Regions from separate parts of the Homo sapiens genome. Here all the other regions are linked to region 1. A link is a contact called in ENCODE Hi-C or POLR2A ChIA-PET data. All regions are on one chromosome and are shown on one strand. Each heading gives the region's core, a stretch centred on a gene start or an enhancer-like site at or near the end of the contact. The rest is flanking DNA. Distances are from core to core; before and after follow the strand shown.

Region 1 (4,520 bases), core at 1,345-3,844:
TAAATGAAGAGTCATTGATATAGGAAATTACCATTTGAAAAGAAACACTACAGTAATAATTGTTTTAGGTGAGAACAGTTAGTGGACAATGTAAGATGGTTATAAACAGGATATTTACAGTCACAAAAAGATCTCACTAAAAGATATTTACTATAATTATAAAGGAATCATAGTAACCTTACAGTGGAGAAAATGGACATCTTCTTAACCAACTAATCAAAGTAGACATACTAATAATGAGACATGGATATCATGCATTTTCTGATATGATGTACTGAGAACGACACAACATTACTTTTGTGGTATTCTTGACAAAATGCATATCCTGAATTTAATCATAGAAAACATCAAACCCAAATTGAGGGCCATGCTACAAATTATTGACTAGATTTTTAGAAAGTGTCAAGATTATGAAATATGAACTAAGCAACTGTGCCAGATTAAAGGAAACCAAAGAGATCTGATAACTAAATGCAGTGTGGTATTTGGATCAAACACTGGACTAGAAGGAAGATATTAGTAGGACAATTAACAAAATTTGAATAAGGTTTATAGATCAGTTAATAGAATAATATCAGTATTAGTTTCCTGATTTAGATAATTGTACTGTGGTTATATAAGATGTTAATGTTTGGGGAAGCTGGGTGAAAGGGATATGGGAATTCTTTGTGTAATGCTTTGTAAAGTCTGAAATTATTTCAAGATTAAGAATTAAAAAATTACAAAAACTTAGAGACCCTAGTTAAATGTTTTCTTTAATTTAATGAAGGGAAGAGGAGATGATATGGTGGGGTTGGTTTTATTAAATTTGACTTTATAATTATGTTATGTTTAAATTTTGATTCCTGAGTATTTACTTCACTTGAGGATTTTTTTTTAAATCTTCCCATTCTCTTAAACATTGTCTTGGGAACAGATGTATTTTTATTGTGTTAGCAAGATGTGTCTTTAAAATATTTTCTTGAAATACAGTAATTGCACTTCTAGAAATGGATTCATTTTAACCTGATTTAAAATAATCAAAGTAGTCAGAGTGATTAATTTTATGTTTGTTTTAGTTTATTTTTAATTGTCAGGAATAACGGGAAATACTGAAATATTTAGAGAAAAAGAGTTAGGATGAAAAGAGGGAAAACATTTAAAGTCTTTAAATATTTGGATAATACTGTGAATTTTCAGTTGTTAACTCCCATTTAATACATGGATAAGCTGAAGCCTAGAAGCTTAACTGTTTTGCCAGGACCTACGTAGTTAACCTATATTGGAGGTGACATTTTAACCTGTGTCTGTATGTCAGGCTCCAGATTTTCCCACAATACTGTAATGAATAAAAGATGTATATATTCTACTGAATTGTAAAGAGCCATTACTCTTTAAAATTTTTTCTTTTTGCCTGTTTGATAATCATGTTTTCAGAATGCACAGTTTTTAACATTTATTTACATTAAATTTTTAGCTAAAATACAGAGTATTTATAAATTGGTTATGGAAAAGTGAGGAAAAATAATTTGCATCTACTATGCACTATATTTTTTTCTTCTTGTGAAGCAAGTGCCTGTCATGCTCTGGAAAATATAAATATGAAATCTGAACAGTTGATGATTATAAAAATAATTACAGGTTGCCATTATGAAGCACACAGTCACACCTAATCCTTTAAATAAATGTGCTTAACTACACTAAAATACATGTTTTAAAATGTTAAACAGAGACATTCTAAAAAGACACGTGAAAACCATTTAATTTTTTTAAAGAAAAAGATGCTGAGTGGGTCCATAGTGGGAATTATTTTAAAACAAGAAAAAAGAAATCTTTAGCCCTGGAAACCCTTCTTGGACTGCATTAGAAATAAATTTCCTGATGTAGCCTGTAAGTCAGTCAAAACAGGGAAGACTGAATGCTGGGAGCAATAGGTGTGTTTGTTAACTCTGAAATACTGAAAGTCAGAAACATGTGAAAAGGATGGTCATGTTAAGTAGGATCTTTAAAGTCGGTATATAAACCATTTCTTTGCCTTCTATTCAAGCAATATACTTTCATCCTTCTGTTGTGTTTCCTCAATTCCTACACTTTGTTTTCGTACTCCCCCCACCAGGAATGAGGCACCAACACCAGTGGGAGAGTTTTAGATTCCTTAGAAATTCTGCTTATATAAGTGAGTACATCAAATGATCTTTGCCACAAAAATGATGAATGTTTCTTTTGAAATGCAGACCATGGTTCCAAGAAGTTTATGCTCACAGAATCAGGAGCCTTGCATTGAAAAGGTGTAAGTCTTGCTAATAGCCTAAAAGTCTATTTTTTTCACCCAACTGCAGCATTAAATATTGGAGGTAAGACTACAGACCTAAAGAGCAGACTGGGAAGCAACAAATTATCTTATTGGTGGTGATGTTCCTTATAGTAACAATGATGAACTTTTATAGAGCACTTCCTGTATGCCAGACAGGAACCCATTAACTCATTTAATCTTTACAGTTGTTTAAGTACTCATCTTATCCACATTGTGTGGATGAAGAAACTGAAGTATAATTAGATAAATTTACCCAAAGCCACACTATTGAGATTCTACTTGAGGGCATTGTAGGTCTCATTTTGGACATATGAACTCTGGTAGTTATAAATACAGTATATGTTTTTCTAGTTGTGTCTTCACCTAGAATCTTCAAGACCACAAGCTAAAGGTTTGAGTGTAGGTAAGCTTAGGTTTAGGGTCTGCATTTGAGCATCTTATCCAGCTGACAGCTGTGAACAGAAATTAAAGGTAGCATTTTAAAACTGTGTCTCCCACAGCTACTCTTATCTGCATAAACTGTATTCTAAAGCATAATCATTTCCCCTCTTTTCTTTCACTTCCTTCTTCTCGTTCTTTTTTTTTTCTAAAAATACTTTAGTAATTTTAATAGTGTAGTAATTGATCAAACTATTTGCTTGCAAAAGTATCTGGCCAATTTTTTCTTTGTGAAAAGTAAACAGCAGTCAGCTAGCTGTGTATCAGTTTATCTTAGTTCTGAAAAGGAATCAATGAGAAGATGTAAACAATTATGACAAAACCAAGACCCAAACCACAAAAGACTTCAAAGATTAAGTAATTATGTATACATAGTTCCATATAACAAAACTAATAATTGATAGTAGGGAAGTAAAAGAGAACAAACATTTGTTGATTTCTTGCCCAAGCATTAGGTGTTTACAAAATGTATTGTTTACAGTGGAGACTTTGAAATTTCAAATTCATTTAGGTTAGTTGGAGGAGGGAGGAAAGCTATTGACAGAAACACTATTTATTTCTGTCTAGCTAAAAAGAGGATTTAAGCATTATGGGGGGTACTTTGATTTAGTTTAGTTTTTTTTTTTTTTTGAGACAGGGTCTTGTTTTGTTGCCCAGGCTGGAGTGCAGTGGCACAATCATGGCTCACTGCAGCCTCAAGCCCCTGGGCCCAAGTGATCCTCCCACCTCAGCCTACCAAATAGCTGGGACTCTAGGCACACAGTACCATCCATCAAATCTTTTGTGGAGATGGAGTTTCTCCATGTTGCCCAGGACCTTAGCTTATTTGATTGCATAGTTTATTTAGCACAGGAGGGGATATGATAGGAGAGCTCTTCCTTCCGCAGATAAAAATGTTCTCTTCCGTGCTTATAAACATTTCACTTTAGTCTCTATGAGATTGTGTGAATTTTTCTGTGGTCGTAGGCTACATTTTCACACTACATAAACTATGCCCCTGGTTATAGAATGCACATGCATTCTGCAGTACACCAATGTATTTGTTTGTAGTTGGCTTTATTATTTATTCGTATGTGTATATTTAAACATTCCTGACTTGGTTCCTGACACCAAGAATACATACATGTATATTTTCTTGGAAATACTATGGAATATAAATGAGTATTAGCATCACCCTGCGTTGATCAGGTGAATTTGATAGAAATGGGAGGGGAAATTTTCTTAATAAGTCCTAAACCCAAGAATAAACTTTTATATTTTTTTTTCTGCTTCATAGCTGTGGAAAATTATTGCAACCAAACTATTGAAACCATTCTTAAAGTTAAAAGAATTGTTATTTTAGGACAAATTTTGAAGATAATACTTTTTTGGGGGTGGGGAACTTCTGCTGTTATTGTTGCTGTGCTGGAGGAATGGTGCTTATTCTTTTGGTAGCATAACTAGTGGTCTGACATGAAAAACTCTTAAAACTTACCCTATATTGGGTCTTTAACTGCTATTTTATGTTAAAACCTTACATATTAGTATGTATATATATATGTGAATGCATACATATACAAACTACATTTTCTTATTTTTAAAATATCTTAAGGTACATGAAGGAGTTAACATGTTCATGAAACATTGTGACATGGAAAGGTACTTAGGACTTAGTCTAAAATGGAAAAAAAAAAGCAAGACGCAAGACTGAATATGTAGTATATTCAATTTAAAAACTTTCTGGCCAGGAGCAGTGGCTCACGCGTGTAATCCCAGTACTTTGGGAGGCTGAGGCAGGTGGATCACCTGA
Region 2 (4,520 bases), core at 850-3,349, 490 kb after region 1:
TAGGCCCTGGCCTTCAAAGCCTAACCATTATACTCTACTGCCTCTTATAGTGGCTTTATGAATTATAGACCTTCTTTTGAGTTGTTGATGTTAAATTTTACTCATATGCAGAGCTGTATTTAAATTTAAAAAGAGGCTTATTTTATAACATAGCCACTAATATTTTTCATTGGAATTGCCATCTACCTCTACTTGTTCTCCAGTGTAGATTTAATTCTTATATTCTTTTGTTTAAAAATCTAAGGTCCTAACTGCCCTTAGAATTAAGTGCCCAAAATCTTATGTAGTATTCAGATCCCCTACAACCTGATCCCAGCTTTTATATTTCCATCTTATTTCCTCTCTCTGTAACTTGCTGTTTTCAGTATGCCCCCTAGGATGTTCTCTCTCCCAGCTTCTTTGCTTTTTATTTTTCAAAGCTCTGATAAAAATGATTCACTCCACACAGCTCTCATCTGTGTCCCAGGGCACTTTAAATACATACCTCTTTAAAACATTTATCACATTGAGTTACGGTCATTTGTGTTTGTCTCTCTGTCAAGACCGAGTTTTTAAAAAATATGATTATTTTTATTTCTTGTACCTAACACCAGAAGATGCCTAAAAAGTATGAATGATTACTGAAACAAATTAAAATACAGCATTTAGTAGTAGTTGTATAAATGTTACCAGTTACTTCATTTAGATGTTACCATCAATCACAGAAACATGTAGGCTGAAGCAATGAAATCATAAATACAGTGTTTTAATCTTCCATTGTGTAAAAAGATCAATTTCTATATTGTATGTAAATGTAATATAACATTTTAAATATAGGTTTAATTTTTGAGAAGATACACAGTATACTTAGTGATTAAAAAGTTAGGTATTTAAATCTATGAGAAAATGGGATCATTATTTGGATATTTACCAGTGCTAATCGAAGCAGTTGCTGGTAAAGGCGTTGGAGTTGATGCATATAGATAGAAGTTACTTTTGCAATAAAACATTAGAGTCACCATCAGAACAGAAGACTTGAAAAATTTTATTTGACTCAAATTACAAACTGAGCATTTATGGGTGTCTGTGTGTGCATAGCACTGAATTAGATCATCTGGAGATACAAAAGTGTGATAGATGCTTTCAATATAAAATAAACGTTACATAGCTACTGAACAAGACATTATATAAAGGTTCGTTAATGACCTAAGATGTAAATTTGTTTATAATTTTTATCATAGTTCAATTTCATCTAAACCTTATGTGATTTCAGTGTTTTCCTCAGATTTGTCTCACACTCTAGTCTGGTGATTTCCAGGCTTGTGCCTGTCCCAGCACACCTAAGGAAGAGGGAAAATGTCCATCAATAAGTAACAGGGGTTTACTTTCAGTGGACAGGGTGGATGGAAGGAGAGATTAGCAAATTTGGGGTGAAAAATAAAAGCCCTCCAGTGGTTCTGACAAGCTGTAGCTAGAGGGGGGTGGCAGTTGCAGAAGGGGCAGTTTCTCCGTCTTGTATTTTTTATTTTTTTCTTTGATTCTTGAAAATAAGTTCTTATTTTTGATAAGATGGAGGATTATTATTATTATTATTTTGAGACAGGGCCTCAAAAAAAAAAAAAAAAGAGAGGGCCTCGCTTTGTTGCCTAGGCTGGAATGCAATGGTGTGATCATAGCTCACTGCAGCCTTGAACTCCTGGGGTCAAGCGATCCTCCCACCTCAGCCTCCTAAGTAGCTGGGACAACAGGTGCACTCCACAAAGTCCAGCTTTTTTTTTTTTTTTAATAGAGACAGGATCTCACTATGTTGCCCAGGCTGGTCTGGAACTCCTAAGCTCAGATGATCCTCCTGCCTCAGCCTCCCAAAGTGCTGGGATTACAGGTGTGAATCACCACACCCAGACCCAGCTGTTTTCTAAATTTTTTTGGAGAGGTGGGGTCTTGCTGTGTTGCCTGGGCTAGTCTCAAACTCCTGGTCTCAAGCAGTCCTTCTGCCTCAACCTCCCAAAGCACGGGGTTTACCAGTAGCCTGAGCCCCCATACCTGCCCCTCTCCTGGAAAAGTGCTGAAGTGGGAAAGTTTACAGATTTAGGGAGTCCAAGGAAAAGGTTGAGGTCGAGCTAATAAGAGAAGGAGAAAGGAAAGAGGAACTGAGAAAGGAAAGGGGTCTAGAAGAGCGGTTAGAAATGGGGACTTTGGTTTTCCCCTCAGGCTTAGCTCACTACTTTCTATAAATAAGAGATGTCTGAAAGAGAAGCAGATAAAAGGAGAAAGCCTTCAGCAAATTTGTGAGTTGATAAGCATGGATTGATTGGCTCTGTTGGCCTGGGTTCTTGAGGAGTTTGCTGCTATTTCGGAATTTCTGTAGAGAAACCCTGGCATTGTCAGGATATGGGTATGCCACATGTTTCCCTTCCTCCCCCTTCCCTCCACTCCTTCTTATTACCTAGCTAGCTACACCTGGAATTTTGGTTCTAGAATAATTTAAAAGATACTTTGTCAAGAAAATATCTTTGGAAAAATCATGCATATATTATTTTTCCTTTTTTCTTTTTAACTACTTCCTGGTTCTTTAGGCTCCTCTAATTCTTACATGCATGTGCTTGATCTCTGGGCCATGCTTGCTTCTAGTTAAGTAGCCTTTCAGGATGGTGTTTAATTTATTCTGAGCCCTTTATAATATCCCCTGACAAGAGCATGGAGTGGATAGAGGGAGTCTTAGTCAATATGTATTATAAATAGATTTAGGGTTCACAAAGGTCAGCAGCCTTCATCTCTTGCCCTACCCCCATCACACACAAAAATAAAAATCACAAATAATAAAGGATTTTAAGAGTTATACCAGTCGGGAGTGGGTTCATTTTTTTGTTTTTGTTTTTGTTTGTTTTTGGCAAGCTGAAGTCATCTGTTGGATCCAAAAATGCATAAAAATCTTCAGGCTTATAGAACCAACAGCATCAAAGGAAGAGCAGTGTGACTCAATATTGGGGTGGGGGCAGGTTTGGGGTTTTGGTTGTGTAGAAGCTCCTTATGAGAGAACAGTGTGATGCTTGGAGCTGTGGAGAATCCAGCCACTGCTTTTTCTCTCTTCCTTACCTTATTACTCTTCTTGATTCACCTGGATGTGGAAACTGTCCCTGTTTAAGAGTGGCCTTGTCAATGCTCTCTGTGTATCATGTGTACAGTAGGGAATGTGTCAAGCCAGATGAGTGGTCTCATTGAAACATCAGCAAATCAGTATATCGTAGAATTTAGATCCCCCTTGGAGGTGGTGGTGATAGCTAACTTCTGTTGCGGTCTTAACTGTGGGTCAAGTTTTGTTCTAAGGACTTTGAACATTAGAAACTCATTTAAAACTTAAACCATTCCTGTTGGTGGTCATGTAATCCCATTTTACAGATTATGAAATCAACATTAAGGTTATGTGCAGCTTAGTAAGTGGAGAAGCCAGAAGAACCCACGTGATCTGGCTTCAGGGCCGATACTCAACCACTGTACTTTGGAGAGAATTAGTCATTCTGATACCACTTTTGTTATTAGCTAAGACTCTTTATGTTGCAGGTAACAGCAGTCTAATTAATTCATTTAAATAAAAAGATAATATTATAGGGATATTTGAGTGTGTGTCTGATAACCCAGGAACTGAAATGTTCTGGATATCAGAAACAACAGAAACCAGGAATTCTCTCCAACTCTCATCTATGCTCTCACTCCAAGTGCGCTTTATTTTTTCTCACATCGCAGATTGCTCCTGGCTGCCCACAGCCTGCCTGAAGAACATGACCACAGGCACCCAGAGAGAAACTTACTTTTGGCCAGTTGTAAAACTCTTGGGCGAGGGACCAGTTAGTCTAACTTGATTGAGTTTTGGATCAGTCAGCTATTTTGGTAATTAAAGTGAAAGGGTCCAGATGACACTAATATTGGGAGCTAGTTTGACAAAATATTTAACAAAATGAATACTTTTTTTTTTTTTTTCGAGACATGGTCCCACTCTGTTGCCCAGGCTGGAGTGCAGTGGTGTGATCACAGCTCACTGCAGCCTTGATGTCCCAGGCTCAGGTGATCCCCTCCCACCTTAGCCTCCTAAGTAGCTAGGACTACAGGCACGTGCTACCACACCCAGCTAAGTTTTGTATTTCTTTTTTTTTTTTTCTGTGAGACAGAGTCTCACTCTGTTGCCCAGGCTGGAATGCAGTGGTGCGATCTCAGCTCAGTGCAACCTCTGCCTTCCAGGTTCAAGCCATTCTCCTGCCTCAGCCTCCCAAATGCTGGAATTACAGGTGCCCGCCACTATGCCTGGATAATTTTTGTATTTTTTGTAGAGGCAGGGTTTCACCATGTTGGCCAGACTGGTCTTGAATGCCTGACTGAGCTCAGGTGATTCGCCTGCCTCCGCCTCCGCCTCCCAAAGTGCTGAGGTTACAGACATGAGCTACCATGCCCAGCCAAATACTTTTTTCTAAAGGAAGAAAACTTAGTCATTTATTTAGCTTTAATAATTGGCTTTTTGAGTTTGTTCAATACTTTAAGCTCTGTGA
Region 3 (4,520 bases), core at 1,305-3,804, 420 kb after region 1:
TTTGTAGCACCTCCAAAATTATCATTCAAATTCAATGCAGATTGGTTCACAAAACGAACTTGCAAATCTTGCAAAGTCTCAGGGTTTCATGGAGTTCATGAAAGTAACATAGCAGGACTGCTCAAAGCCTTGAGACCAGATAACAGCTACCCAGGAGAAAATAGACCAGGGGGAGAAGACAATGTAAATGACAAGGGTTCAGAAAACTCCTTTAAAAATTGATAAGGCTGTCAAATACCTTTGTGGGGAAAAAAAATGACCTTCTTTATGAATGTGAAATAAAAGTCAAAAATGAAGTGAAGGATACCATTCAATTTTGTCAGAAAAAAAAGTTTAGATTCTTTGTTCTAATAATTAGCACATAGCCTAAACCATGATCTAAACTTTGTTAGAAGGTGAAGTTATTTTCAAAATTTTTTGTGTCCTCTTTTTTTAAATTAATTAATTTATTTATTTATTTTGAGACAGAGTCTCATTCTGTCACCCAGGCTGGAGTGCAGTGGCGCCATCTCGGCTCACAGCAACCTCTGCCTCCAGGGTTCAAGCGATTCTCCTGCCTCAGACTTCCTAGTAGCTGGGATTACAGGTGCCCGTCACCACGCCCGGCTAATTTTTTTGTATTTTTGGTTGAGACGGGGTTTCACCATGTTGGCTAGGCTGATCTTGAACTCCTGACCTCAGGTGATCCACCCACCTCGGCCTCCCAAAGTGCTGGGATTACAGTTGTGAGCCACCGCACCTGGCCAAGGTGTCCTTTTTTTCAAAATAAAATGCTAATCTATTTTTTTCCCCTCTATTTACTGTAAAGTTTCAGTCCCTTCAGTAAGTAGGTTTAATTTAAATGACTTTATCTTGGTGTCAGTATTCTGCAGGTCAGGACCCCTCCCTTGCATACAGTAGGAAACTTAAAGCTGCTGTGGCAAGAGGGTGGGCCTGTCCCCTTAGATGCTCCTTGCTCGTGTTAGCCATCTCCCAATCCTATGAGCCCCTCTCTCTCTCCTTCGCTTCCTCTGGCCCCATGCTTGCTTTTTACTTTCTGATCTCACTTTCCTCACTTATCAGAAGAGGAAAATATCCCAGTCCAACCAACTTCACAACAAGTCATTCTTATAGTCAAATGAGTTCATGGATAATAATAGTAGTCATGGCTGGGTGTGGTGGCTCACGCCTATAATCCCAGCACTTTGGGAGGCCGAGGTGGGCAGATCACCTGAGGTCAGGAGTTCAAGACCAGCCTGGCCAACATAGCAAAACCCTGTCCTTATTAAAAATACAAAAATTAGCTGGGCATGGTGGTGGGCGCCTGTAATCCCAGATACTAGGGAGGCTGAGGCAGGAGAATCGCTTGAACCCAGGAGGTGGAGGTTTTGGAGAGCTGAGATTGCGCCACTGCACTCCAGCCTGGGCAACAAGAGCAAAACTTTGTCTCAAAAAAAAAAAAAAAAAAAAAAAAGTAGTCACTAACATGTATTGAACCATCATTCTATGTCTGACCATGTGTTGAGAGCTTAACATAGACCACTGCAATTAACTCTCCCCAGACTTGTAAAGGTAAAGGCTGTTATTATCTTGCATTTTACAGAGAAGCAAACAGAGGCTCCAGGATGTTAAGTAATGTACTGAAGTTTTCTTAGTCTTTGGAGGAGTCAAGATTTACTTCAAGCATTTAACTACTAAACTATCCACGCTATAAAAGCGCTATGAGGACAGAATGGTATTCTATAAATATAGGCATCAGCATTATTATATTTCCCTGTGTATGCTCTGAACTCCCAAAGACACTGAATGATAAAGCAGAAATTATTAACAGGTCTTTTTTATGTGTATGACTGGTTGTTTGGACCCCAAAATATTCCACTAGTGGCACCCAGTGGCACCCATAGGCATTGATTAACCCCACTCAGAGTCTCTAGGCCTTGGAAGACCAATTTGACTGTGAGTGGTAAGATAGAAGCAGACTAACTCACCCCAAAGAACATTTTACATGGTCCCCAAGCCCTCCCCCAGCAGCTCTGGCAGAGATGAACCTAGTCACTCTGCCCTCACTATTGCAGGCCAAAGTGGCGGGGGCCAGGCACAATGACCTAAAAGGAAATTTGGTTCTGATAGACTAACAGAGGAGATAGGATATGTGTGGGGTTCTGTGCTTGGCGCTAGAATTTGTGGTTGGCAAATGCAAAGAGGCTGTTAAGTGCCCGCATATAAGATGATGAAGAATACTTCTTCCCTGTAAGTCTATTCTCAGCACTGGCAGGGGCCCCCTGCAGCAGGAAACGTTGGGTTTACAGGGCAGGGTCCCTTCCTCTGCTGCAGATGCCCCTGTTTAATGGCCCTCCCTCTGCTCAGGCTGAGAGGGCCTGACCCTCACGGGACAGAAGTCAGCCACTGCTGAGCTTTGCATTTTCAGGTCTTTCAAATGCATTGTGTTTGTCCCCAGCCAGCTTCTGCAGGGGCCCAGGTTGGTGAGTGGGTGCTAATTTGCCTAACAGGCAAAAGGGGGTTTGTGTATCACCAATGTCTTTTGGGAGGGAAATTACAACCTGCTGAAGGGGGAGCTGGAGGTGATCAAATGTGACTAAATGCGGTAAAACCAGCAACTTCACAACTTCTTGTTGTGAATGCGGTAAAACCACCAACTAAATGCGGTAAAACCGACTAAATGCGGTAAAACCACCAACTTCACCAACTTCTTCTGAGGAGACCAGCTGGGGGAAGGGGGCTGGAGGTAGAATTATACTTGTTGGCACAAACAGTGGGAAACTGGGAGAAAAGAAAGACCCCCAAACCACAGGCCTCCTTCTAATCTGGACCTTGAGTAGGAAGGAAGGATTTTGGGAAGGGTCCCCTTATCCTACAAATGAGGAAGCTGATATCTAAAAAAGCCTCAGGACTACAGCAAGTATGCCCTCATAGTAAACACAGAGCTGCAATCAATCCCAGGCCTCCTGGGCCCCAGGTCTGGACTTTTCCATCCCAGTGCTCCCTCTATGGGTTAACATCACACACCCAAGTTTGAGCAAACATTTAGTTGTAAAATGGCTGATGTGCACGTTCTAATGAATAAGCCACAGTTTAAGCACGTCAGGCAAGAAAACTTGGGGTAAGGCATCTATTTTAGAATGGTTGGGGGTGGATGTGGAGGACATATGTTGGTTTTCCTGCCCACCAGTGCCACCACTTACAGTGTTCAGGTGTCTGTCACACAGCACAATGTTGTCCTGCCAAGGAGTCAATTGAGTCAATATCCACCTTTAGTTCTGCTCACTCAACTATCTGTCCTAGGTGTGGGTTTTCTTCTGCCCAGAGGAAGGCAGGTCAAAGGTGCCATCTGCTCCCCAAGAAGTGGGGGCATAGGTCTGCATCAGCCTGGAGGGGGTGCCTGTTTCCAACTCACAAGGGTCCCACATAGGCTAGCTATGGCATCTTGCATCCATCCCTTCTTCTTTTGAAGCTGAAACACAATTTTCTTTCGTGGAGTCAGGCCCTACCCAATCTCAGTCCTGTGGTTTGATGGAGCAGACCCCACTCTCATCTTCAGGAATGGACCACTGACCCAAGCCTGTAGCCATTTTAAGGATGGGCACCTGACTTAGTGAGAATAACTACAGAATTATTGCTGGAACTGTTGATACCAAGCCAATCCTTTTCTTGGAGTTGCTAATCTCGGGAGAGGTGGAGGGAGCAGAAAAGAAGATAGCATTGCAAGAAGCCTCGGAATCAGTTGAGTCTGACCAGATTCGTCTTCTTATGGTTAGTTATACGAACCAATTCTCTGTTTTACTCAGGCTGGGTTAGGTTGACTCTCCCTGGCAACCAAGAGAATTCTCACCAATACAATGAGAAAGCGGAAGTTTCACCTTAAATGAAAGCTCCTCTAGCATCCTCTAGCAGATTTGTCAAGAGATCGTTCCAAATCTGAACCCATCCTAAAAAGGCATCCCTGTCCCCCCGGGCTTGTTGGAAAGACAGGATTGTGAAGGGCCTGTCCCACAGGCATGTAAATTACGTTGAGGTTTATTTGCCTACACTTGCAATATCTATTCTTTCACTTCTGGTGGTTCTAGAAGATGCTGGAGCACTTATCCCTCAGGTCACTAACAACACTGTCAAGAAAAGACCCACATTTTAAATTCCATTTAGTCCATTTCTGCAGAGCTGGGTAACCAAATGAGACAGCCATGGAAAATATATGACTTCCATTATTATGACGTGGAAAACAGAGCTGTCTAATTGCTTTTGTCCACTGGTGTATAAAGATTGAGACCAGATGTGTTTAAAAAAAAAAAAAGGAAAAGAAAGAAAGAAAAAAAAGGGCTTGAGTTGGCCGTTGCTTTGAACAAAGCAGTCTGATTTCCTCTCTTTCTCTCTCTCTCTCTCTCTGGGAAAGACGACATGAAAGTGTTTTAACTGCTTGTAATTTTTCATAGCCTCGTTGATTTTGCTTTTCACAGAAGATGAAATTGTGAAATTGGCCTTGAAAACTTTATTTTCGCTTTCCTCAATTCAAAGGGACAATTGTG

What was found. A loop is a pair of places that touch in the nucleus more often than their neighbours do. ChIA-PET counts read pairs that join two places held with the same protein, here RNA polymerase II (POLR2A). Pooled maps may share reads with other maps.
Region 2: a loop to region 1 is called in a pooled map, with 2.5 times the contacts of the local background. The contact joins two enhancer-like sites. A Hi-C loop is called at or near these places in 2 of 50 pooled maps. POLR2A ChIA-PET finds 5 or more read pairs at or near these places in 2 of 52 experiments (AG04450 and OCI-LY7).
Region 3: a loop to region 1 is called in a pooled map, with 5 times the contacts of the local background. The contact joins two enhancer-like sites. A Hi-C loop is called at or near these places in 2 of 37 single-sample maps with no recorded cell type and 3 of 50 pooled maps. POLR2A ChIA-PET finds 5 or more read pairs at or near these places in 1 of 52 experiments (OCI-LY7).

Annotation. Positions count from the first base shown.
Region 1 is chr3:23,338,842-23,343,361 of GRCh38, forward strand. The region is part of intron 3 of UBE2E2 (ubiquitin conjugating enzyme E2 E2); the gene reads left to right. Among named protein-coding and RNA genes, the nearest start is that of UBE2E2, 140 kb to the left of the region's middle. Within about 2 kb of position 2,595, at least 3 of the 41 ENCODE cell types and tissues checked have a DNase peak (open chromatin) inside an H3K27ac peak, as active enhancers do; they include OCI-LY7, where a contact is called at or near this core.
Region 2 is chr3:23,827,577-23,832,096 of GRCh38, forward strand. The region is part of intron 3 of UBE2E1 (ubiquitin conjugating enzyme E2 E1); the gene reads left to right. Among named protein-coding and RNA genes, the nearest start is that of UBE2E1-AS1, 23 kb to the left of the region's middle. RefSeq lists enhancers at 1,834-2,263, 3,183-3,392, 3,913-3,962. Within about 2 kb of position 2,100, at least 2 of the 41 ENCODE cell types and tissues checked have a DNase peak (open chromatin) inside an H3K27ac peak, as active enhancers do.
Region 3 is chr3:23,758,642-23,763,161 of GRCh38, forward strand. No RefSeq gene overlaps it. Among named protein-coding and RNA genes, the nearest start is that of UBE2E1, 45 kb to the right of the region's middle. RefSeq lists enhancers at 1,070-1,239, 1,752-2,388, 2,389-3,025, 2,610-2,659, 2,760-2,879. Within about 2 kb of position 2,555, at least 4 of the 41 ENCODE cell types and tissues checked have a DNase peak (open chromatin) inside an H3K27ac peak, as active enhancers do; they include OCI-LY7, where a contact is called at or near this core.